Regions from separate parts of the Homo sapiens genome. Here region 2 is linked to region 1. The links are chromatin loops, found by intact Hi-C in ENCODE. Cell type or tissue: B cell. All regions are shown on one strand. Links, peaks and the distances in the headings refer to the core of each region. The heading gives the core; the rest is flanking DNA. Region 1 overlaps CHL1 (cell adhesion molecule L1 like). Region 2 overlaps CHL1 (cell adhesion molecule L1 like).

The links. Peaks named below come from ENCODE experiments on the same cell type or tissue, not always from the same donor. Only the 100,000 strongest peaks of a DNase experiment are listed, where the experiment ranks them.
Region 2: it touches region 1 in a loop (3-fold over the local background); 1 of 110 quality-filtered maps calls a loop at or near these places.

Annotation. Positions count from the first base shown.
Region 1 is chr3:214,677-226,545 of GRCh38, reverse strand. All of the region lies in intron 1 of CHL1 (cell adhesion molecule L1 like), which reads right to left. Among named protein-coding and RNA genes, the nearest start is that of CHL1-AS2, 23 kb to the right of the region's middle. In B cell, for the core only: no CTCF peak of the experiment used is centred there; a DNase peak (open chromatin) is centred at 7,315.
Region 2 is chr3:283,188-295,056 of GRCh38, reverse strand. All of the region lies in intron 2 of CHL1 (cell adhesion molecule L1 like), which reads right to left. Among named protein-coding and RNA genes, the nearest start is that of CHL1-AS2, 92 kb to the right of the region's middle. In B cell, for the core only: no CTCF peak of the experiment used is centred there; DNase peaks (open chromatin) are centred at 3,836 and 4,906; H3K4me3 peaks cover 1,596 bases; H3K27ac peaks cover 2,107 bases.

The DNA.
Region 1 (11,869 bases), core at 2,735-10,734:
TCCGGGAGTTGGAGGTTGCGGTGATGCAGTGACCCCAGATCACGCCATTGCACCCCAGCCTGGGCGACAGAGCAAAACTCCGTCTCAGAAAAAATAATAATAATAATAAAATTAAAAAATATATATGTGTGTATAATTATATATTATATAATATATAAGTATATATATATAAAATATTCTATTATATAATATATAATAGAATACAGAATTTTCAGCCTGGCATGGTGGCTCATGCCTGTAATCCTACTTTGGGATCCGCACTTTGGGAGGCCGAAGCAGGCGGATCACATGACACCAGGAGCTCAACATTAGCGTGGCCAACATGGTAAAACCCCGTCTCTACTAAAAATATAAAAAATTAGCTGGGCATAGTGGTGCATGCCTGTAGTCCCAGCTACTCAGGAGGCTGAGGCACGAGAATCACTTGAACCTGACGGTGGAGGTTGCAGTGAGCTGAGATCGTGCCTCCGCACTCTCTCCTGGGCGACGGAACGAGACTCTCTCAAAAAAAGTTAAGATTAACGTGTCTCTTTTTTTTAGACAGAGTCTCATTCTGTCTCCCGGGCTGAAGTGCACTGGTGCTATCTCGGCTCACTGCAAGCTCCGCCTCCCAGGTTCAAGTGATTCTCCTGCCTCAGCCCCCCGAGTAGCTGGGACTACAGGTGCCTGCCACCACACCTGGCTAATTTTTTGAATTTTTAGTAGAGACGGGTTTTCACAGAGTTAGCCAGGATGGCCTCAATCTCCTGACCTCGTGATCTGCCCACCTCAGCCTCCCAAAGTGCTGGGATTACAGGCGTGAGCCACCACGCTTGGCCATAACCTATTCTTAACTGTTCCTCGCTTGATTTTACATATCTAGAAGAGTACAATTATTGTTTAGTTCCTGGACAGTGGTGGTTTTGTGTGTGTGTGTGACTATAAGTGTGTGTATACGTCTGTGTAATTGAACTGTGTTTGAGCCAGCTTTCACTTTTGCTTCAAGAGTTGTCTCATAAAGAAATATAAAGATGTGTTTTAACAATTAATTCTTAATTCTCACATACTATTCTCGTGCTTGAGGAAAGTAAACATTAACCCAAGTCCTACCTTATTGGATGTCTCTCTAATTTGTATGCATTTTCAAACTTCAAAATGTTTAAATATGCTATATAACTCTAAGGATCAAATAAAGGACAGTTTGTGCAACATTCAACACTTATTGTTTGTCTATTAATCATCTACATACTGAGGTAGACTGTACACTCTCTGAGGGTGGAGATCATTCTGAGTTGCTCATAATTATTTCTAAACATAACAGAAAACGTGTTACATACTCAGTGGGCAATAATTATATGTTGAATGAATAAAAGATTCATTAACATAATCTTCTAGTCTGTAAGTACCTAACACAATCTTTTTGAGTTCTTTTTGAGATAGAGTCTCACTCTGTCACTCAGGCTGGAGTGCAGTGGCGAGATCTTGGCTTACTGCAGCCTCTGCCTCCTGAGTTCAAGTGTTCTCCCGCCCGGCCTCCTGAGTAGCTGGGATTACAGGCGTGAGCCACCACACCTGGCTAATTTTTCTGTTTTTAGTAGAGATGGGGTGTCACCATGTTGGCCAGGCTGGTCTTGAACTCTCGACCTTAGGTGATCTGCACGCCTCAGCCTCCTGAGTAGCTGGGATTACAGGCGTGAGCCACTGCACCCGGCTCTGAGTTGTTTAATTGATATTTTCCACTTTTCTATCCTAGCAAACCCTCAATTTGATGTAGCCAACAGGGAAGCTACGTTTGCAAAATTATGACAATAAATGTATTAGGCCATTCTTGCATTGCTATAAAGAAATACCTGAGACCGGGTAATTTGTAAAGAAAAGAGTTTTCACTGGCTCATGCTTCTTCAAGCTGTACAAGCATGGCACTGGCATCTGCTTGGCTTCTGGGTGAGCATTAGGGAGTTTTTACTCGTGGTAGAAGGCAAAGTTGGAGCAGGCACACCATATGGTGGAAGGAGAAGCTAGAGAGAGACTTAGTTGGGGAGGAGCCACCTACTTTTAAACAACCAGATCTCATGAGTACTCACTCTATATCACGAGGACAGCACCAGGCCATACGGGATCTGTTCCCATGACCCAAACACCTCTCCTACCAGGCCTAATCTCGAACACTGGGGATTACATTTCAACATTAGATTTGGCGGAGATATATATTCAAACTATATCAAAGAGAAATCTGACATAGCTGACTCCATCTTGCTTCTCAACTCCAAGCTGTCCTTGGTCATTCCTCGACATAGGCCAAGCTATCTTTGGGAGAAATTTAGTTTATAGTTTAACTTTAAAACAAGGATAAAAATAGCCCTTCCCCAAACTACTCCCTCCTTGTTCAGGGACCAAAACCACCTTTGTAAAAGTAATAAAAGGCCACAAGACTAGGATTATGGGAGGGGCCTGAACTCTATTAGGATGTAGGTACAGTTAAACAATAACCAGCCATTGTGCCAGAGGTTACAAGATTTGTAACCTTCCCAATTGCTCCTATAGGTAACATCATTATTGTGAAAACCTAAGATTAGTCTTTGAGGTATTTTTCAGACTCTTGCATTTGGGCAGGCCAGCTGACTCCACCAGGATCTGTGACTCATACCAAGGAACTAATTCAACCAGTCCTGGAGCTCCCACCCAAGAAGTGACTTCATGTAAGAAGACAGCTTTGACCCCTATGATTTCATCCCTGCCCCAACCTATCAGCATTTCCCATTCCCTAGCCCCCTGCCTACCAAACTATCCTGGAAAAACCTTAGCCTCTGAGCTTTCAGAGATGCTGATCTGAGTAATAATAAATCCAGTCCTTCTGCTTCACTGGGCCTGCAATTATTAAACTCTTTCTCTACTGTAATACCGCTGTCTCAGTGAATTTGCCCTATCCATGCAGTGGGCAAGAAGAACCTGTTGGACAATTATAATACAATTTTTGATAGTTCACATGGATCTAATATTAACAACTGCAGTAAATACATAGCAAGTCTATATGCCAAAATAATAATTTATTTAATAATTGCAACAACCTTCTGAGATAGGTCTTATTCTTTATTCCTTACACAGTTGCAGTTCTGACAACGTGCCAAAACTGACCACATTCTGAATAGTAAATTACTCCAAGAATAAAAGATGGTATAGTCCTCACACAAAAGTCATCTTACCTCCATAAGATAATATTTAGAGGATGTTTATCTTCTAATATTAACTTCATAGTGCAAATTTGTATTCCTATAACACTTCACTTAAGTATCATTGTTTTATATCAGATAGGGATAGTGATGGGTGATGACACTTCACCCGAATGTCACTTAATTTTATGGATATATCAACCAGAAAAGAGTTTAAAGGGTGGAGCAACTGATTAAAATAATAACCCCAAAGATGTTCGTGTCCTAGTTGCTAGGACCTGAGAATATTACCTTACATTGGAAATAGGACTTTGCAAATGTAAGGTGATTCAGGATTTTGAGAGGGAGATATTGTCCTGGATTATGTGGGTGGGCCAATGTATAACAAGTGTCTTTACACAAGAGAAGCTGGAGGGTCAGAATCTGAAAAGATGTTTTGAGGACAGAGCCCAGAAAGAAAGGAAAATTGGAAGATGCTATACTGCTGGCTATAAAAATGAAGGATGGCACTAAAAAAACACAGAGAATTTCACCCCAAAATATGATTCCCTGGAAGTAATGAATACTTTGAATTAAAATCCCTTAGAAATCAATATGCGTTAGAAGAGACTTTTCCCCATCTTCATAAAAATAGGATGGATCCACCAAAAAAAAAATTGTTTTTCCTTCCCTTCCCTGTTATCTCATTATCTATTTCAAGACAGGAGTGAAAGAATGTATTCAGAACTGGCACAGCCTTTCTACAAAATAGTGCCTGTCTCTGAAGTTCATTCAACTTCCAAATCATTTACAAGTCCATCTATTCGTTTTCCCAAGGATCCATTTACTTTTCCCTAGTAATCATGTAATGTCCGTCAAAGGAATTACCTATATTTCCCATCTACCCCCGCTCTTCTGAAAGGAGGTTATATAAGTGTTTGGGTTTGATTGGGTAATTAGGTAATCACTCTGTGATTCTCCACATGCATATGGGTAAATAAATTTTATGCTTTCTTCTTATTAACATGCCTTATTGTGGCTTCATTTTTCAGCAAACCATCCAAGGGCAAGAGGGCAGCTTCCCCTGAGCTCCAACAGGACCGTGAGCTAGAGTGCAAGTGGCCTCTAGAAGCTAAAAAAAAGGCAAGTAAACAGATTCTCCCCTAGAGCTTCTAGAAAGGTACAGCCCTGCTGCCACCTTGATTTTAGGACTTCTAAACTTCAGATCTCTAACAGAAAAAGGTATGTTGGTTTAAGCCACTAAATTTGAGGAACTTGGTTATTACCATAATGGGAAACTAATACAAGTAATATAGCATAGAAATGTGTAGTTAAGAACTTACATTTTAATTTTGGGGACCAATATTTTGTACTTCTTTTTAGTTCATACAAAATATATGCTGCCTTTATTCTAATTACTTTGTAAGGAGATGAAGTGATATTATATTCATAAGCCTGAGTTAAAAGTATGCTGCTTCTTACAGAAACCTAAGTCATAAAATCAAACTTATGTCTTAAATGTAGTTATATTTTTACTGAACACATACAATATTTTTATAAATTGAGTCAATAAAGTACTAAGGCACAATGGATTAATATCTTGGATAAGTTTAGGTGTAGCATCTATGTTCTTGTTAACTTAATACTAAATTAATGATTTAAACTTTTCAATGGTGTGCACATCTATATTTCAATGGTAAGAACACACAGAACTGATAAGAACATTGGAAGGATTACATGAAATGCCAAGTACTGTTGATGCATAAGTCCTTGAATGACTGTTAAGTACTGAGGTGTTGCTCATGCGAATTCCCTCTACTTTTCCTCTTTTAAGGAACTAACTGGGTTGACTTTTTGTCTGGTCTTTCACAAGGACCATGATATTAAAAGTAAAAGGGATGAGATTTCTCTTAGATCTAAGCAAATGATTCTTTGAATAAGTGTAGGGTCTGCTACACATAAACACTCTAATAGGCTCACCTTTTAATCTGGAGCTGAAACAAAAGTTGATATCGATCTTCTGTGATAGTACTTGAACAACTGAGGGCTCAAAATGCACTGATTACTATAGTCTTAATTTTACAATGATGATTAGTGTCAATGAAAAGAGTCAAATTCTGTAAAATATTTGATGAGATTTATTCCGAGCCACACGAGTGACCATGGCCCATGACACAGCTTCAGGAGATCCTGAGAACACGTGCCCAAGGTGGTCGGGCTACAGCTTGGTTTTATCCATTTTAAGGAGAAATAAGACATCAATAAATGCATGAAACATGTACATTGGTTCATTCTGGAAAGGTGAGACAACTCAAAGTGGGTGAGTGTGGGATTTCAGGTCATAGGTGGATTCAAAGATTTTCTAATTGGCAACTAGTCCAAGGAGTTTATCTAAAGACCTGGAATCGATAGAAGGGAGTGTCTTGGTTAAGATAAGGATGGTTGTGGAGACCAAGGTTCTATCCAGATGAGGCCTCCAGGTAGTAGGCTTCAGAGACAATTGATTGTAAATGTTTATCAGACTTTCGAAGGTGTGGGTTAAAACATGTTCAACTTTACTAGCTGATGTGAAATTCCTCCTCTAAAAGGAGGTTATGCCACTGTCCACTCACACCAACAGAGCATGAGCGTTCTCATTTCCTAACACCTTCACAAGATTCTGTACTACATATTTTCATTGTTGTAGTCTAATAAATGATAACATTTTCTCATTGTGAGTCTTTTTTGTGATGGGATCTCACTATGTTGCCCAAGCTGGAGTGCAGTGGCTACTCACAGGTGCAATTATAGCATTCTACATGCATAGGTGTAAAATCCTTTGAATGTGAGGACTTCTTTGATATCTGTGGTGGCATGACAGATATCACAAAAATTATGCATGGACCTTTTTTTAAAAAAAAAACAACTCATCAGCTATCGTTAGTGTTAGTGTATTTTATGTGTGGCTCAAGACAATTCTTCTTCTTCCAATGTGGCCCAGGGTAGTCAAAAGGTTGGACACCCATGCTACAGCCTCGAATTTCCAGGCTCAAGAGATCCTTCCACCTCAGCCTCCTGAGTAGCTGGAACTACAGGTGCATACCACCACTCCTGACTTCACTGTAATGTTTAAAATCAGATCATTGAAGGTTTAATTTACATACATCACAATAACCAAATTTGTAAAGGTACAATTCAATGAATATTGACAAAGGTAGATGGGGTATTAATACCACCACAATCAGCACACAGTATTCCCATCATGTCAGTCGTCAACCACCCTCCCCAGTCTTTAAAAACAATGATTCTATTGCTATCCCTTCAATTTCACCTTTTCCAAAATATCGTATAAATGAAATCCCACAGTATGTAACTTTCTTTCACCTAGCATAATGCTTTTAAGAGTCATTTATTTTGTTGCATATATCAGTAGTCCATCCCTTTTAGATACTAAGTATTATTCAATGATGTAGATGAACAATTGTTTCACTGTGATTTCAATGTGCATTCCCCTGACTATTCATGAGGTTGTCTATCTTAGTATGTATTTTGGCCATTTGAGTTTTTTTCTGAAATGTGTTCTCTTTTTTAAAAAACTTTCATTTTAAGTTCAGGGGTACATGTGCCAGTTTGTTACACAGGTAAACCTGTGTCATGTGGGTTTGTTGTACAGACTATTTCATTAAGCCTAGTTCCCATTAGTTAATTTTTCTGATCCTCTCCCTCCTCCCACCCTCCACCTTCAAGTAGGCCCCAGTGTGTGTTGTTCTCCTCTAAGTGTTCATGTTTTCTCATCACTTAGCTTCCACTTATAAGTGAGAACATGCAGTATTTGGTTTTCCTGCATTAGGTCCTGCATTAGTTTGCTAAGGATAATAGCCTCCAGCTCCATCCATGTCCATGCAAAGGACATGATCTCATTCTTTTTTAATGGCTGCATAATAGTCCATGGTGCATATGTACTACATTTCCTTTATCCAGTCTGTTATTGATGTCATTGATGGGCATTTAGGTTGATTTTATGTCTTTGCTATTGTGAATAGTGCTGCAATGAACATACATATGAATGTGTCTTTTTAACATAATGTAAAAATTTATATTCCTTTGGGAATATATATAGTAATGGGATTGCAGGATTGAATGGTATTTCTGTCTTCAGGTCTTTGAGGAGTCACCACACTGTCTTCTACAACGGTTGACCTAATTTACACCCCCGCTAACAGTGTACTTTCTCTTCCTTTTTCTCCACACAACCTCACCTGCATCTTTTATTTTTTGACCTTTTTTTTTTTGACAGAGTCTCACTCTGTCGCCCAGGCTGGAGTGCAGTGGCATGATCTCGGCTCACTGCAAGCTCCACCTCCCGGGTTCATGCCATTCTCCTGCCTCAGCCTCTGGAGTAGCTGGGACTACAGGTGCCCGCCACCATGCCCAGCTAATTTTTTTGTATTTTTTATTTACTGACGGGGTTTCACCGTGTTAGCCAGGACGGTCTCGATCTCCTGACCTCGTGATCCGCCCGTCTTGGCCTCCCAAAGTGCTGGGATTACAGGTGTGAGCCAGTGCGCCCGGCCTACTTTTTGACTTTTCAATTATAACCATTCTGACCGGTGCGAAATGGTATCTCATTGTGGTTTTGATTTGCATGAAACGTGTTCTCTTTCTTTGCCCATTTTTCCTTTCTGTTGTCTTTTTCCTCATAAATTTAAAAAAGTATTATTTTGTTCTTTATGTCATTCTTTATATCACAATAAATCATATCATTTCACATAGATTTGAAAGTTAGCATCCAAAGCTTAAACTTTAATTTTTATAGAAGAAGAACACATTTAGCAGCACTTGACATCATCAATATATGGGCTAAAACTTAGGGCAGGAATTTGTGCTAAAGTCAACATAATTTATTTTCTATTCAGTAAACCTTTCAATGATCAAATGATTCCTTCTTTGGAAAAGAGGATGTGGGTAACATCTTCTCTACTGACTTGAGGAAACTTAAATATGATACACAAAAGTATATTAAGGAAAAAGATATCCAAACTCCATTTGATACCATTATCATGCCATTTTAATCAACACACATCATGCTTATGATCAATAATTGAATGGAAAGGGTCTTTCATCTTCTAAAACATAACTGCTGTAAGAATTAATAAGCAGGTTCTGTCAGTGCAGAAAGTATTCAGGAATTCTTTCTGCAAGAGCACACCCTCATCCAATCCAGAAGCTCACAAAATTTCACCCATCCCAGCCCTGAGGTCTTTTGGAAATCACCCAATCACTCTGCTATTAAGAAGCCTGAAAACACGTATCGTAAACCTTGTCATCTCACAACCACTTATTCTTTGATTGTTTCCTGTGGAGGTTTCCTGTGCAGGGGCTGTGGGTTATAATTTACAACAGCCCCCAAAGCACCCATATCATCTTAATAGAAGTACAATAAATAAAATAATAAAACAGCCTTGCTCATAAAATCCCCTTTATCACATCCTCATTCAAGCCTAAGCTGTTCTTATCTCCCTTGCGGAATACCAACTGGTCCTCCTCTCCATTGCAATCTACTCTGCATGCAACAGCCAAGGTTTGTTTTGTTTGTATATATAAATATATATACATATAGACACAAATTACATCAACTAGCTTAACTGTTGGAATTCCTTTGAAGTTCCTATACTGCACTTAAATCCATATTGTTGTCCATGACCTACAAGGCCTTATGTGATCTGCCCTAAGCTCACCTTGTGCCAGCTGGTTTCTCCCACACTCACTGCACTGCAGGTTCTAGCCTTCTGTCCATTCCAGATGGGGCCAAATTGATTCCTCCACACCGCCTCTCCACTTGCTTCCCCTCTGCTGGGAACTCTGCTCTTCTGGCTCTTTTCCTGTTTGCCTTCTTCCCTTTCTGGCTCAGCGTGAAAGGCACCTTCTCAGATAATCCTTTCTAAAGTAAGTTTCTCCTCCCATTTTTTTCTATCACAGTCCTTTGTTTCTTTCCCGTAAAGATTTATTTATTGGCTAACATTCTTAGTAATGGCAACTCTGGGAGGGCAGGAAATCTGTCTTCCTCACAGTGCCTGGGATTTGTTCGCAGCTCAATAAATATTTGATGCATGAATAAATGAACCAATGGCTTCTTAGAATCAGAGCTACACATGCACACACACGTATACACATATACCCTTTGCTTGGAGAGACCTGTTTTCTTTCCCTGTTTTGTATCTGGGAGCACAGCTGCAACCCCATGGGTAATTTTTTTTCTGTTATTGTTCTTTTTTCAGCATGAATCTATTAATAATCAAACCAAATTATTCAGGAATTGCACAGAAGGTAATTTCTTCCCCAATGCACACAGGACCAAAGGGTGGGGGAAAATCAAGCTACTGAAAATTTCCTTCCCCTGCAGACTTTTAAACTGCTAATCAGCACAAGCAGCTTGTAGCAGACTGAGCACAAAAGGTTGCTGAAATGGCACATAACTAATTCCAGGTGATTTAATATCTTATGCTGCCTTAGTGAAAATATTGACAAAGAAGAACCACATGATTTGGAGTTTTTCTGCACTGCTGAATTCAGTGTTAGCTTCTGAGCCTCTATCATGGCATTTCCATATATCAGCATTGCTTAAGGAAGTAAGTCTGGGTGTGCCATCCAGAAACCACTGCCAAATTGGAGAAATGCTAGTTTTCTGTTGTGATTGGCCATATTTAGCAGCCTCTCTTAAAAATGTAGAGTTCACTTTGGCCATGGCATCATATGCCTACAGAAGAAATAAGTCTACCAAATATATTGCCAATACCCATGGGTAGTTGGCAGTGATAGGAGAAATTTGAAGTTCAGATACTTTTGGTAAAGCCACATCTCACACAAGACATCTGTAAGCACAGACTTTTTTTAATAGACAGGGTTGGTGTAGAGTTGACTCTCCTAGGGTTCAAAGGCTAGTCTTTCATTCATAAAAGTATTCTGGTACAACGTTTCAGAATTAACTCTCAGCTTTATGAAAGAAAATGTTCATTTTAATTCTCCTGATCACATTAGAAAGAATACACAAAAGTGAAGAGACTTTTTCAATTGTCACATAAGAATGTCAAAGTTAAAATCACAGGACAACAAAAAGGAAAGAGAAAACTATAATATTTAGAATTATTCTGTTAAACACCCTTAAAGATATAGTTTCTGGTTTTTTGAGCCCAAACTGCAAATACCAGTAAGACAATATCCCCCATAGCACTTCAATTTAAAATTGTGCCATCAAGACATCAGCTTTAAAATACTATCTGATTAGTTTTATCCCTTTTAAATACAGTGGTATTTTTTACACATCAATTTTTGTTTACATTTTTGCCATATTTTGGCAGCCAGGTTTGTATCACATTTTCTTATATTTAAAATATTCCTAATAACATATATATTCTCACTCAGAACATTCATTATGCCAATTTCCAATGGTTTAGGCTTGCAGTTGGCAAATTTGATGAAACTGACTGATTTGTGGAACCAGTAAATAAAACACTAGTGGAAATGCTGAAAGTGAAAAAATTCAGAAATCACAAAATGGTAAACTCAGAAATAAATTTCACTATTGAATCATTCAAAAGATACAATGTATCTTTCCCAAAAGTCAGGTTGTAAAGCTCTTGAAAGAGATGCTTCAATGCACAGAGCCATTTTATAATTAATCACCTAGCATGTAGTCAAGAAATAGATGTCACTTTGTAATGCAAAAAAAAAGAGCAAACCCATGACAATTTTTGAATTGTGTTTTTAATTGATACACAATAAGTACACACATCTATGGAGTACATCATAATGATTGGATACATGTGTACATTGGCTTTCGCATATCCGTCTCCTGAAACATTATTTCTTTGTGGTGAGAACTCAGGATCCTCTCTTCTAGTTATTTGGAAATACAAACTATAATACTGTTTACTATAGTCACCCAACTATGCTATAGAACACCAGAACTTATTTCTCCTGTCTAATTGTAATTTTATGTCATTGACCAATCTCTTCCTATCCTCCCCTCCTTGATACATTCCGGAGTCACTAATAACTCTGTACTTTTGTGACATCAGCTTTTTCAGACTCCACAAATGAGTGAGAACGTGGGATATTAGTCTTTCTGTGCCTTGCTTATTTCACTTAGCATATTGTCCTCTAGATTCATCCATGTTACCACAATGACAGGATTTCATTCTTATTATGGCTGAGTACTATTCAATTGTGTATATATACACCACATTTTCTTTATTCATCTGTTGATGGACACTTAGGTTGATTCTATATCTTGGCTATTGTAAATAATGCTGCAATCAACATGGGAATCTCTTCAACATAGTATCTCTTCAACATATTACTTTCAAGTTTTCATTTTGCTAGCATGAGAATGTATAGCCTAAGAGAATGGATTCAACACAATTGATGTGATGAAGATTTGCAAAAGAGCAGTTACGTGTGTGTGTGTGTGTGTGTGTGTGTGCACGTGCACATGCTAGGCATTTCAATTCTCAGCTTTATAATCTCTAAATTATACCTTGTCACTGTTATCTCATTAGGCATACATAATTAATCTTTTCAAGGAATAATTCCAGAAGACAGAGTTATAATATTTCACATCACTCTAACTATTGCTTTATACTCTCTCATAACATGAGGACTTATTCCTATTGAACTTTTAATAAGTTATATCTTCTGTATTTGTAGATATAAGTGAAAAATCTACAGCACTCATAGAGAGGGATACATTATGTAAGGGCTAT
Region 2 (11,869 bases), core at 1,302-9,301, 70 kb before region 1:
GAAAGGAAGAGGAGAAGGAGAAAGGGAGGGCAAGAAAACAAAGTTTAATCTCTCTACAAATTATTACCATTTTAATAAGTATAATTTCAATAATAAGTAATATAAGCTATCTTAGAACAGCATTATAGTGTCTGGCACATAGTAAACATTCAATAAATATTTGTTAAATGAATAAAAGGAATAAATTAATGACATGTAACTATGCCAATTAGGCATGTATTGCCATGCATTCTCACTGGTGAATAGCTCAAAATCTGAATTGTGGTCGACCGCAGTTTTGAAGGTCAAGAGGTATTCTACCCTGGGATGTGATGAATCAAACTTACTAATTATATTGACTATATTAGTTTCCATTTTTTGTTATGGGCATGCCTGTACTGTTACTAATATAATAATTCTATATTTGGAAAAAAAAGGAATATTTTAGAAGGGTTTAGTGAATGACTACCTTTCATAATCTAGGAACAATAGTGAATGTGGAAAAAAAGAAAATGATAAGATTTTTCTCTCAGACAACACACATTGTGAGGGATCTTGGTATAACCTGTTTGTGGTTACCGTTTTAAGACTCACAGTCAACGTAATCTGAGCTTGTTTAAACATGTACAATTAAATAATATTACATGGGTAACTTGGGAAGGTCCTGATTAATTTACCTTCCTCGTTAACTCAATGAACTCAGAAACAACCCCCTTGATTCTAGTACGTATGTAGGTATGTACGTACCTATTTATTTTGAGACAAGAGTCTTGCTCTGTCACCCAGACTGGAGAGCAGTGGTGTAATCATGACTCACTGCATCCTCGACCTCCCAGGCTCAAGTGATTCTCCAACCTCACCCTCCTGAGTAGCCGAGACTGCAGGTGCCTGCCACCACACCCAGCTAATTTTTGAATTTTGTATAGAGACAGGGTTTCGTCATGTTGCCCAGTCTGGTCTTGAACTCCTAGGCTCAACCGATCTGCCTGCCTCGGCCTCCCAAAGTGCTTAGAACACAGGTGTGAGCCACTGCTCCCAGCCTGTAACCTTTATTTTAAAAATCTAAGGTGGATGGGTCACCTGAAGTCAGGAGTTTGAGATTAACCTGGCCAACACAGTGAAGCCTGTCTCTACAAAAAAATTCAAAAATTAGCTGGGTGTGGTGGCAACTGCCTGTAATCCCAGCTACTCAGGAGGCTGAGGCAGGAGAATTGCTTGAACCCCAGAGGCTGAGTGACAGAGCAAGACTCCATCTCAAAAAAAAAAAAAAAATCTTCTCCAGCCTTTCCACAAAATAGCATTAAGAATCACAATTTAACACACATAAGTAAATGTATCCAATATGTCTTCAGGTTACAGTGGCTCACAATCATCATTTGGAATCTTTGACAGAACAAAAGTGAAAGTTGCAGGAAACTGGGTAGTATCTTATCAAACATTAGAACGTATGACGCTGGGTCTTTGATTTCTAAATAAATGTTCCATATGTATTCTTTTTGTTTATTTTATATTTGCTCCTTTTTCTCAGAAATACAGGGGGAAAGATTCAATTAGGGTTTTTTTAAAATTTTTTTTGATGGAGTGTCACTCTGTGGCCCAGGCTGGAGTGCAGTGGCTCGATCTCTCAGCCCACTGCAACCTTCACCTCCCCGGTTGAAGCGATTCTTGTGCTACAGCCTCCAGAGTAGCTGGGACTACAGGCACCTGCCATCATGCCCGGCTAATTTTTTGTATTTTTAGTAGAGACAAGTTTTCCCCATGTTGGCAAGGCTGGTCTCAAACTCCTGGCCTCAAGAGAACCATCCACCTCGGCCTCCCAAAGTGCTAGGATTACAAGCATGAGCCGCTGCACTCAGCCACAAGTTTTTTTTGTAGTTTATTCCTCAGCATTCTAAATTTGAATGAATGCATAAATCATTTATTATTTAAAGGAAAGACTTGATTTTTATAAACTAACCTGAAGCACTGTGCTATATCTATGTATTTATATCCAAATAACTGTTCGATAAACATTAATTTGGTTTTTGTGTAAAAATCATGAGTTACTGGGTAAACCCATGTGTTGGCTTAATACAAATCAATAAAAAGCTTCGGTAGTTCACTTGGTGATACAGCTTGGATATCTGTCTCAACCACATCTCCTGTTGAAACGTACTCCCTGATTTTGGAGGTGGTGCCTGGTAGGAGGTATCTGGGTGATGCGGGTAGATCCCTCATGGCTGGGTGCTGTCCATGATAGTGAGTTCTCTTGAGATCTGGTTGTTTAGAAGCGTGTGGCGCCTCCCCCACTCTCTCCCTCTTGCTCCTGCTCTGGCCATGTGACGTGCCTGCTTCCGCTTCACCTTCCACCATGAGTAAAAGCTCCCTGTGGCTTCCCCAGAAGCTGAGCGGTGCCATGGTTGTAGACTGCAGAACCATGAGCCAACTAACCTCTTTTCTTTATAAATTACTAAGTCTCGGGTATTCCTTTATAGCAATACAAGAACAGCTCAACACACTTGTGAATAAGATAGCAATTTTTGCCCCCAATAAGATTTACCTACTGTGGTGTGGTGAATCCAACTTACTAATTATATTGGCTATATTAATTTCCACCAGTGGTCTTGTAGACACTGTTTCCAATATAACAATTTTTATTTAAAAAGAGGACTTACTGAATGACTATAAAACCTGATTCTTGCTTTCCATAAGTAAAAATACTAAAAGGAAATATGTGGGAAAGTCAAGTAAAGCTTTGTGATTAAATATGTGCAGACAGCACAGCTAGCCCCTCAGTGCCTAAACAGATTAGCCCCATTCAAGCAGTAGTTGCCCTGTTTGCAGAAACAACACAGCCTTTGGCAGTTTTGACTTAATGCATCTGTAATGAAAACAATACGTCTACCATTTAGATATTTTTATAAGATTTGAAACACAGAGTCAGCATTTCTAAGGAGTCAATTTGTGAGGAACACTTTTATGACTTCTAGAGCTTGTACAGAGCAGCAAAGAACAAGACACAAATAATAGGCGGTTTCTAACACTCTGAAACGTGCAAGAGGAATCGTTTCCACCTTTTCTTTCTCCTGGTTAGTGCTGACATCAAAATGAACATTTGAATTTCAGGGTGAGCATAAGTCCTGCCTTAGAAGGGATATTTCCAAACACACAAAGGTTATATTTATAAGCTGAGCTGCAAAAGACAATTTTTCTGCTGTGAGACTCGACAGGACCAGCCTAGTCAGCAGGATTTTAAAATCCTTCTGCAGACATATGTTAGCCAAGTTACTGGACTGGTCCAAGGCTCATTACATCTGCTGACAATCATTTTGAACAAGTATAAACCAAACACTTCTGAGTCTACCAGTGCAAATATGGGTCAGTCAGTATTTTAAAAAAATGAGAAAAAAAATGACCTCTAAAAATCTCTTATTTGGAGAGTAATAGTATGTATTTAATGAGAAATAACAATGTATAGGAAAATTTATTACTTGCCTGCTTATATGAACCAAATTACTTACTTTGTAGGTTTTATATCAGTGATCCTAAAAATACTATTATTGGAAAGCCAAGTAAGGCCAGAGTGATCAGGCTTCTTTATACTGGACATCTAATTCCTTCTGAGGTTAAAAAAAAGAAAAAGAAAAAGAAAAGAAAAGAAGAGAAAAGAAAAAATAAAACTAAAATCAATCTGAGAAAAATTGTATAATAAAACTTACCCAATATGTTTTTTAAGTGACTACAATGATGAAAAGACCTGGGTAGAATACATTTGCAATAATAAGGAAATATAGTAATGCTAATATATATGACATCATTATGAGTTTAAGTTTTGTGTCTCCAGGATAAATAAATTCAAAAGGTTTTCCCCCTTATTAATAGCAAAATTAACATAGTTCCTTTTTGTTAACCAACCTCTTCCTCTTTACCTTGCATTACAAGAGATACTAGTTCACTACTCATAATGAAATACAAATATTAAACAGGCAACCCTGGTTTACAGCAAAAAAGTCCTATATTAATGTTTTGAACTATACAATATTATTTATAAATTAATTTCAATGACTATGTTATTAAGCAAAATTAAAATCCTCAAAATAGAAAATAAACAATTTGGTGGTTTTAACTTTTTTTCTTTTTCTTTCTTTCTTTTTTTTTTTTTTGAGACAGAGTCTCATTCTATTGCCCAAGCTGGAGTGCAGTGGTACATTCTCTGCTCACCACAACCTCTGTCTCCCGGGTTCAAGCAATTCTCCTGCCTCAGCCTCCCAAGTAGCTGGGATTACAGGTGTGTGCCACCACACCTGGCTAATTAAAATAGACAACTTTTTGTGTGTGATTACAGCTCCAATCACCTTATTGCCATCTGATGTTCTCAGCAATTCCATAAAGTTCCAAATGAGGAAAGGGGTTTATGCATTCTTTCAACAAGCATTAACTGAATGCCTACTGTACTCTAGGAACAGGGCCAGGGTCAGAAGTAGAGAGTGATGAAGACATAGTTTCATCCTAAATTATGTTAGTCAGGCATGACTAATTAGAATTTGTCATTCAATTAAGCAAACAGAAATCAAGAGATGGAAGAAAATACTAAACCCAGGTCTTTCATTGGCTTCTGATGACTAAAAGGAGCTCATTTTCTCTTTTCTAACCTAGAATATAAATACTGTCTGTTCTCATTATCCACAGATTCCATATTTGCAAATACAGCTATTTGCTAATATTAATTTGTACTCCAAATTAATACTCACAATATTTGTGTGATCTTTCCCCAACATGTGCAGAGAATCACAAAATTTGAGTTACCCCCTACACATGTTGCCAGCTGAGGTTGAACAAAGTGAAACTCTGCCTTCATGTTTCAGTTCTCTTACTATAAACAAGTGGTTTTTTCATGGTCTATTTAGTTCTTCTCATTTTTATGTTTTTTGTTTATGATTCTGCTGTTTAAAATGACTTGCTGTTTAAAAATAATGCAGAAGTGCTCCCTAGTTTTCTTAAGCACAAGGAGGCTATAACATGCCTTACAGAGAAAAAAACTGTGTTGAACAAGCTTCAATGAGGGGTGAGTTACGGTGCTATTGGCTATGAGTATACTGTGAGTATACTGCACTCCACCCTGGGTGATAGAGTGAGACTCCATCTCAAAAAAAAAAAAAAAAAAAAAGATACCAGTGGAGCAATGTATCTATGTGCTACCATAACAAAAATGATCATTTTTTTGGTATATTTGATGCTCGAAAGCACATGAGCATCAATATGTATTAAGTAAATGTATTAATGAGCATACAATATGTATTAAATAAGATGTATTAAATCAATATGTATTAAATAAATGTATTAATGAGCATAAAATATGTATTAAATAAGATATGTATTAAATCAATATGTATTAAATAAATGTATTAATGAGCATACAATATGTATTACATAAGATATCATTAAACAGAAATACATATAAAATAAGATTATGTATTGATAGATTGACAAAAATGTGGCCAGAGTCGTGCAGGAACCAAGCTCTTATTTACCTACCAGGAGTAATTGTTCAGTATTTACTAATTCAGTGTTTGCAGAGACTTTATAGAAGATAACTACCATGAATAATGAGAGATGGATAAATACATATAATTTTAGCTAGATTCTATAATTGCTCTCATATTGTGAATTATTAATGGCAAAAACCACAATTACTTTTACAACAACCTAATATTTTCAGAATAAAATCACTCATCTTAATCCACAACAGGGAATAAAGCAAATAATTTCAAGGATTAAGTAATGTGTTATCGGTAAGTTTGAGCACAAAATTAAATATGATATCAAGTTTTTATGTCTTTAAGATAAAAACCAATAAATCTAACTTTGCAAATGCATTTTTAATCCCCAAAATATTATATAGATGTTTGTTTCATGACTCCCTTTTAAATGAAAAACAGTTGTTACATTAAAGGAGTAAAACTAAGAAATTAAAGCAAAGTAAGTGATGCCAAGATATTATTCATTTCTCTTGAGTTCTAGGCTTCTACTTCACACATTTTCTCCTTGATCACCCTTCGCATTGTCATTTGACCTGTTTTCCAAAGGAAGAAATGTTGATTAAAAGTATCTGAAAGAAAGAAATCGGGAAATAAAAACAAAAAAGAAGCTCACAAAACCAAAGGCATGATGGAAAAAAATGATAAAGTCTTCATCTAATAACACTAAATAGATAAAAGTTGTAAATATTATCGAAAATATTTTTCAGTTGCACAATTAAGCTTGTCTCAAACTATATTTAATGATAAGCTGTCTTCACTATATAAAGATGGTGTTACTGGTCCCACTGATTTAAAAACCCTTCACAGACAATTCCCTGTGGACACAGCCTGACACATAGAGAATGCAAAGATGGAGCGCATCCCGCCCATGCCATTCGTCAGAAAAATGCTGAGATCCTTGACCAGTAGAGGTAGGGGGTTGGCAGGGGAGCAATCACATCCTCCTTCATGGCCCCCCTCCTGTGACAAACAACGTGTGTGAAACAGCAGCCCAGGGATCATGATAGGATCTGTGGCAATGCAACAGAGCCAAAAGACAGACTCAGAGGAACAGTAGATCTGTAAACTTGACCTCATTAGTAGCAAACTGTAACCAGTTGCTAATTACCTTCTGGATATATTGTACATTAGTAGCAAACTGTAACCAGTTGCTAATTACCTTCTGGATATATTGTACATTGTATATGCATATATGTAAATTATGCCTGTATATATGTAAATTCGACATGTGTTTGTCACCTAAAATTTGCAAAAGTTTAATATGATGACTGCAGTTAGAGAGAGGAGATAATAGATTAACCAATACCTTCTAATGAAAATGAAGGTAAAATCTTAAAGTAGTGACCAACTTTCTGGTGAAAAATGCACTAATTGTACTTAATGTATAAACTTGGTCACCTTAAATTAGCTTTGTTTCATCCTGTATTCTGAGGAGAACATATTTCAATCAGAATCCAAGTAAAATAAGGCTAGCTAAAGAATTCCAGTGAAGGCGGGTCATAGTGGCTCATGCCTGTAATCCCAGCACTTTGGGAGGCTAAGGTGGGCAGATTGCCCGAGGTCAGGAGTTTGAGACCAGCCTGGCCAACAGGGTAAAACCCCATCTCTACTAAAAATACAAAAAACTTAGCCTGGCGTGATGGCGCACGCCTGTAGTCCCAGCTACTCGGGAGGCTGAGGCAGGAGAATCGCTTCAACCCGGGAGGCGGAGGTTGCAGTGAACTGAGATCGTGCCACTGCACTCCACCCTGGATGATAGAGTGAGACTCCATCTCAAAAAAAAAAACAAAAAAAGACACCAGTGGAGCAATGTATCTATCTGCTACCATAACAAAAATGATCATTTTTTTGGTATATTTGATGCTTGAAGGCACACACTAATAAGTAGCATGCTATCAGTAAATTAAAGCATCTTACTAAATCCAGTTAGTTCTATGTATTGTAAATATTACCTAAAGAGTTAAATATATCAAATCAAAGACTGGCATTTATTATCTGAGTAGAAGACATTTTAGGATGGATTCTAAGATTATAAGGAGGTATCTCAATCATCTTTCCCAAAGCACCTCTACTGTAAAAAATAACTACAACATCAAATGGCTTGCGTGTCTCAGCACAAATTTATATAAGAGCAGGTGAAAAGACAATCGAATGTGTAAACCTATCAGGTGGCAATTACGGTTTGCAGGAAAAGTTCTTCAACATTCAATATACATTGAGTGTCTGCATGTACCTGGCACAGAGCTATTGTCTAGAGAGGGAGTGGTGAACAAGACAGATTTCTTCACTGACCTACTAGAATTTACATTCTAATGATGGTAAATATAATATGTATTAATATATAATATATGACATTTTAAATTTTTATATTATATGTTGATACATATGTGAAAAGTATAAATGAAAATGTCAGAGGCGTTTGAACCAGAGCAACTCCATCTTGAATGGGGGTTAGGTAAAATAAGGCTGAGACCTACTGGGCTGCATTCCCAGAAGGATGGGTATTCTAAGTCAGAGGATGAGATAGGAGGTTGGCACAAGATACAGGTCATAAAGACCTTGCTGATAAAACAGGTGGCGGTGAAGAAGCTGGCCAAATCCCACCAAAACCAAAATGGTAATGAAAGTGACCTCTGGTGGTCCTCACTGCTCATTATATTCTAATTAGCACGCTAAAAGACACTCCCACCAGTGCCATGACAGTTTACAAATGCCATGGCAACGTCAGAAAGTTACCTTATATGGTCTAAAAAGGGAAAGAACCCTCAGTTCTGGGAATTGCCTACCGCTTTCCTGGAAAATCATGAATAATCCACCCCTTGTTTAGCATTAATCAATAAGTAACAATAAGTATAAGCAACTGGGTAGCTCATGCTTCTGTTCTGTCTATAGAGTAGCCATTCTTTTATTCCTTTACTTTCTTTGTTTAATTTTTTTTTTTTTTTTTTGAGACAAAGTCTCACTCTGTCACCCAGGCTGGAGTGCAATGGCGCAATCTCGGCTCACTGCAACCTACGCCTACTAAGTTCAAGTGGTTCTCCTGCCTCAGCCTCCCAAGTAGCTGGGATTACAGGGGTGCGTCACCATGCCTGGCTAATTTTTGTATTTTTAGTAGAGATGGGGTTTCACCATGTTGGCCAGGCTGGTCTTGATCTCCTGACCTCAGGTGATCCACTCACTTCGGCCTCCCAAAGTGCTGGGATTACAGGCATGAGCCACCATGCCCAGCCCTACTTTCTTAATAAACTTGCTTTCACTTTACTCTATGGACTTGCCCCAAATTCTTTCTTGTGCGAGATCCAAGAACCCACTTTTGGGGCATGGATCAGGACCCCCTGCGAATAACAAAAAACATTAAGGGTTGTGATAAGTGCCTTGCAGGAGACAAACTGGGTGGTGTTATCTGGGGTAGGGTGGGCAGAGACATCTTACACAGGAGGCTATGGAGCCTATCTTGGAAGGGGATCTCTAACTTGGAATCAGAATTATGAAAATGGGGGTAATAAACTTTATGTATTATATTCATTACATATTATGTTCATTTATAATTCATTACTGTAATTATGTTCAATCTTGAAAGTGACAGGAGAAAAAAAACTGCCAGAGAGAAACAAAATGCAGAAAACTGAATAAAGTCATCACAAGTCTGGAAACACTGCTTTCTCTCTCATTGCAACCATTTTTCTTTCCTAAGCATCAAGGCAGGCACATTTTTTTTTTCATAATTAGCAGTGATCATAGAAAGCAAAATAAAAATATTGTTGTTGTTGGTTTTAGGTCACTTCTGAGGGAAACAAACATTGCTAATCATAAAGTTATGATTTATTGAGCATTAGCTATGTAATGTGCATATTATACATAGTATTTCATTCAATCCTCACAAATATTCTAGAAGACAAGAATTATGATCTCAATTTTAAAATTGAGTAAACTGAGGTAGAGTCTACGTAGTTTGCCTGAGAGTACACAGCTGGGGAGGAGTCAGGCTTCTTCTCTGGAGCCCAGTGAGACTTGTGAGCCTGTGAATTTTAAGTACCAGGCTAGAAAGCAAAATTAGGGAAAGAACTGAAATGATTATCTTCTCTGACTTCCTTTATTCATCTGATCACATTCCCACTGACTGTACTGAATTTTGTACTCAATTGCTTAATTGCAGTATAAAAATATACATTGGCTCCTCTGGTGACACTACTTTTAAATGCCATTGGCATTTTATAGAGAAAATGGTGGGAGGGACTTCATCAGATTCCATTTAAATGCCCAAGTCACCCAGCTGTCATAATGTCTTCCTCAAACAAGGTTGTATTTTGTAATTCATCTCTTCCCTTTACAGAATTCTGTATCTCATCAAGATGTTTGACTTGCAATTCCAGTTTTGACTTGATCCAGCATCTAGCATAAAAGGTGAAAGGTGATAATGAAACTTATTCTAATTATTTCAATTATGCTTGAAAACATGCGTAAGCATGTTTAAACACACAAATATGCTTAAAACAGCTTTGTATTTCCAGTGGATAAGCCTACTTTCATAAGGCAAGCATATGCAAAATAGTTCATTTTAGACATCTATTTATAAGGGAAATATTCATGAGAATAAAAATGCAGAATACATTATTTGATTCGTCAAACAACGATATAATAGATTCTGCAGAATTTTGTACTTAATTGCATTATCTACTACCAATGGAATTATAAATGAATCCACGTACTCATAGCACAGCTATATATAATTATCCCAAGGTCTGATTAATGTCCTTAGATCTACTGAGGTTGGAGAAAAAAAAAAAAAGATGAATACGCATTTACCTGCTTTCTTTTAAATGTATCAGGCCAGGATTTTCCTCTGAACAGTTTTCCCTGGTCACCACCATCTCCCCAGCAACATATAATGTCATGAAGATAGAACTAAAATTTGTCTTTTTCAGTGAACAATCACTAGTTCTTATCACACAGGATATTTTAAGGTCTGCATGTCTCATTTTTGCTTTTCAATGTCTTACCAGTTTTCACGGCATTGTCATAAAACAACGCCTTTACATTGGTAGGGCTATGCTCCCTCAATAAAAAACGTCAGACTTCTCACACGGTTTGGAACAGTTCCCAGTGGCTTCCACACAAACAATCTGGTGTTTTTCACAAATATGGGTAGAGAAGCAAGTTGATATGCCACCAAATGATCATCCTTTTGCACTCCTAGCATAAACCTCATATGCTATAAGAAATAAGTAAAATTAATGAATAAATTTTTCACATCTTTGTTTGTTTTCCTCTTATTATTCATTTCTCACCTTAAATGTCACCTCAGAAAGTCCTTCCTTGTCCACTAATCTCATGCAGCCCCCCTGTCTTTCCCTTATAACTTCCTGCCTTATTGTAAACAAAACACTTATTAGTAATATCTTTTGTTTCGTTGTTTTATCTAGTTCCACCGAAAGTCTGTAAGCCCCATCAGGGCAGAAACTTACATTTCACGAATGTATCCCCTCTACCTGGCAAAGTACTTAGTGGATAATTGGTACATAGTAAGTGTTTGTTGAATAATAAATGGGTGGATGAATCAGTGAGGGAGAGTGTGACTATCTGGAAAATACATATGTAAATGCATTCATTCATCTGATAAATTCCCTACTATTAGTCATTGTTAACATTTATTTTAATCATACATACTGTGATAAAAGAAGGAAAGGATGCTTTTATACCAGCTGTTCTCAACTGGGGTGGAGGAGAGGGATTTTTCCCCCACGGATGTTTTTATGTTATCTGAAGACATTTTTGGTTGTTACAATTGGGAGAATAATACTGGCTTATATTGAGATGCCGGGGATGATGGTTCTAAACATCCAATGTATGTACCCATGGGGTAGTTACCCACACAATGAATGATCAAGCCCATATTTCAGTAATGCCAATAGTTTACACTAGAGTCTGTATTCCTCATATGAATTTAATTTAACATGTATTTATTAGACAACTATCATATGCTAACATCAAATTGAATTCCTGTGAAGAAAAAGATATGTTAGAGACAGATAGACAGACAGATAGATGAATAGATAGTTGACTGGCTAGACTAATGAATAAAAGGATGGATGAATAAGTACTTCATAGATACATGTGTACATAAATAGAAAGATAGTCACAACATTCTACAAAGGACTAAAATAAACCATGTGTGATTGCTAATCTCAGGAAACTTATACTCTTGGTATTATCTAATCATGTCTCCACATAATTCATTCTATTTAATAGCAAAATGTTGGATCACAAAAAAGATACATGCAAACATTAGGGGAAGACTGCAGGCTAATTTCTGCATTGAATGCTAATGATATTCGTGAAGAGAATGGCTATGAGAAAGTGATCATCAAGTT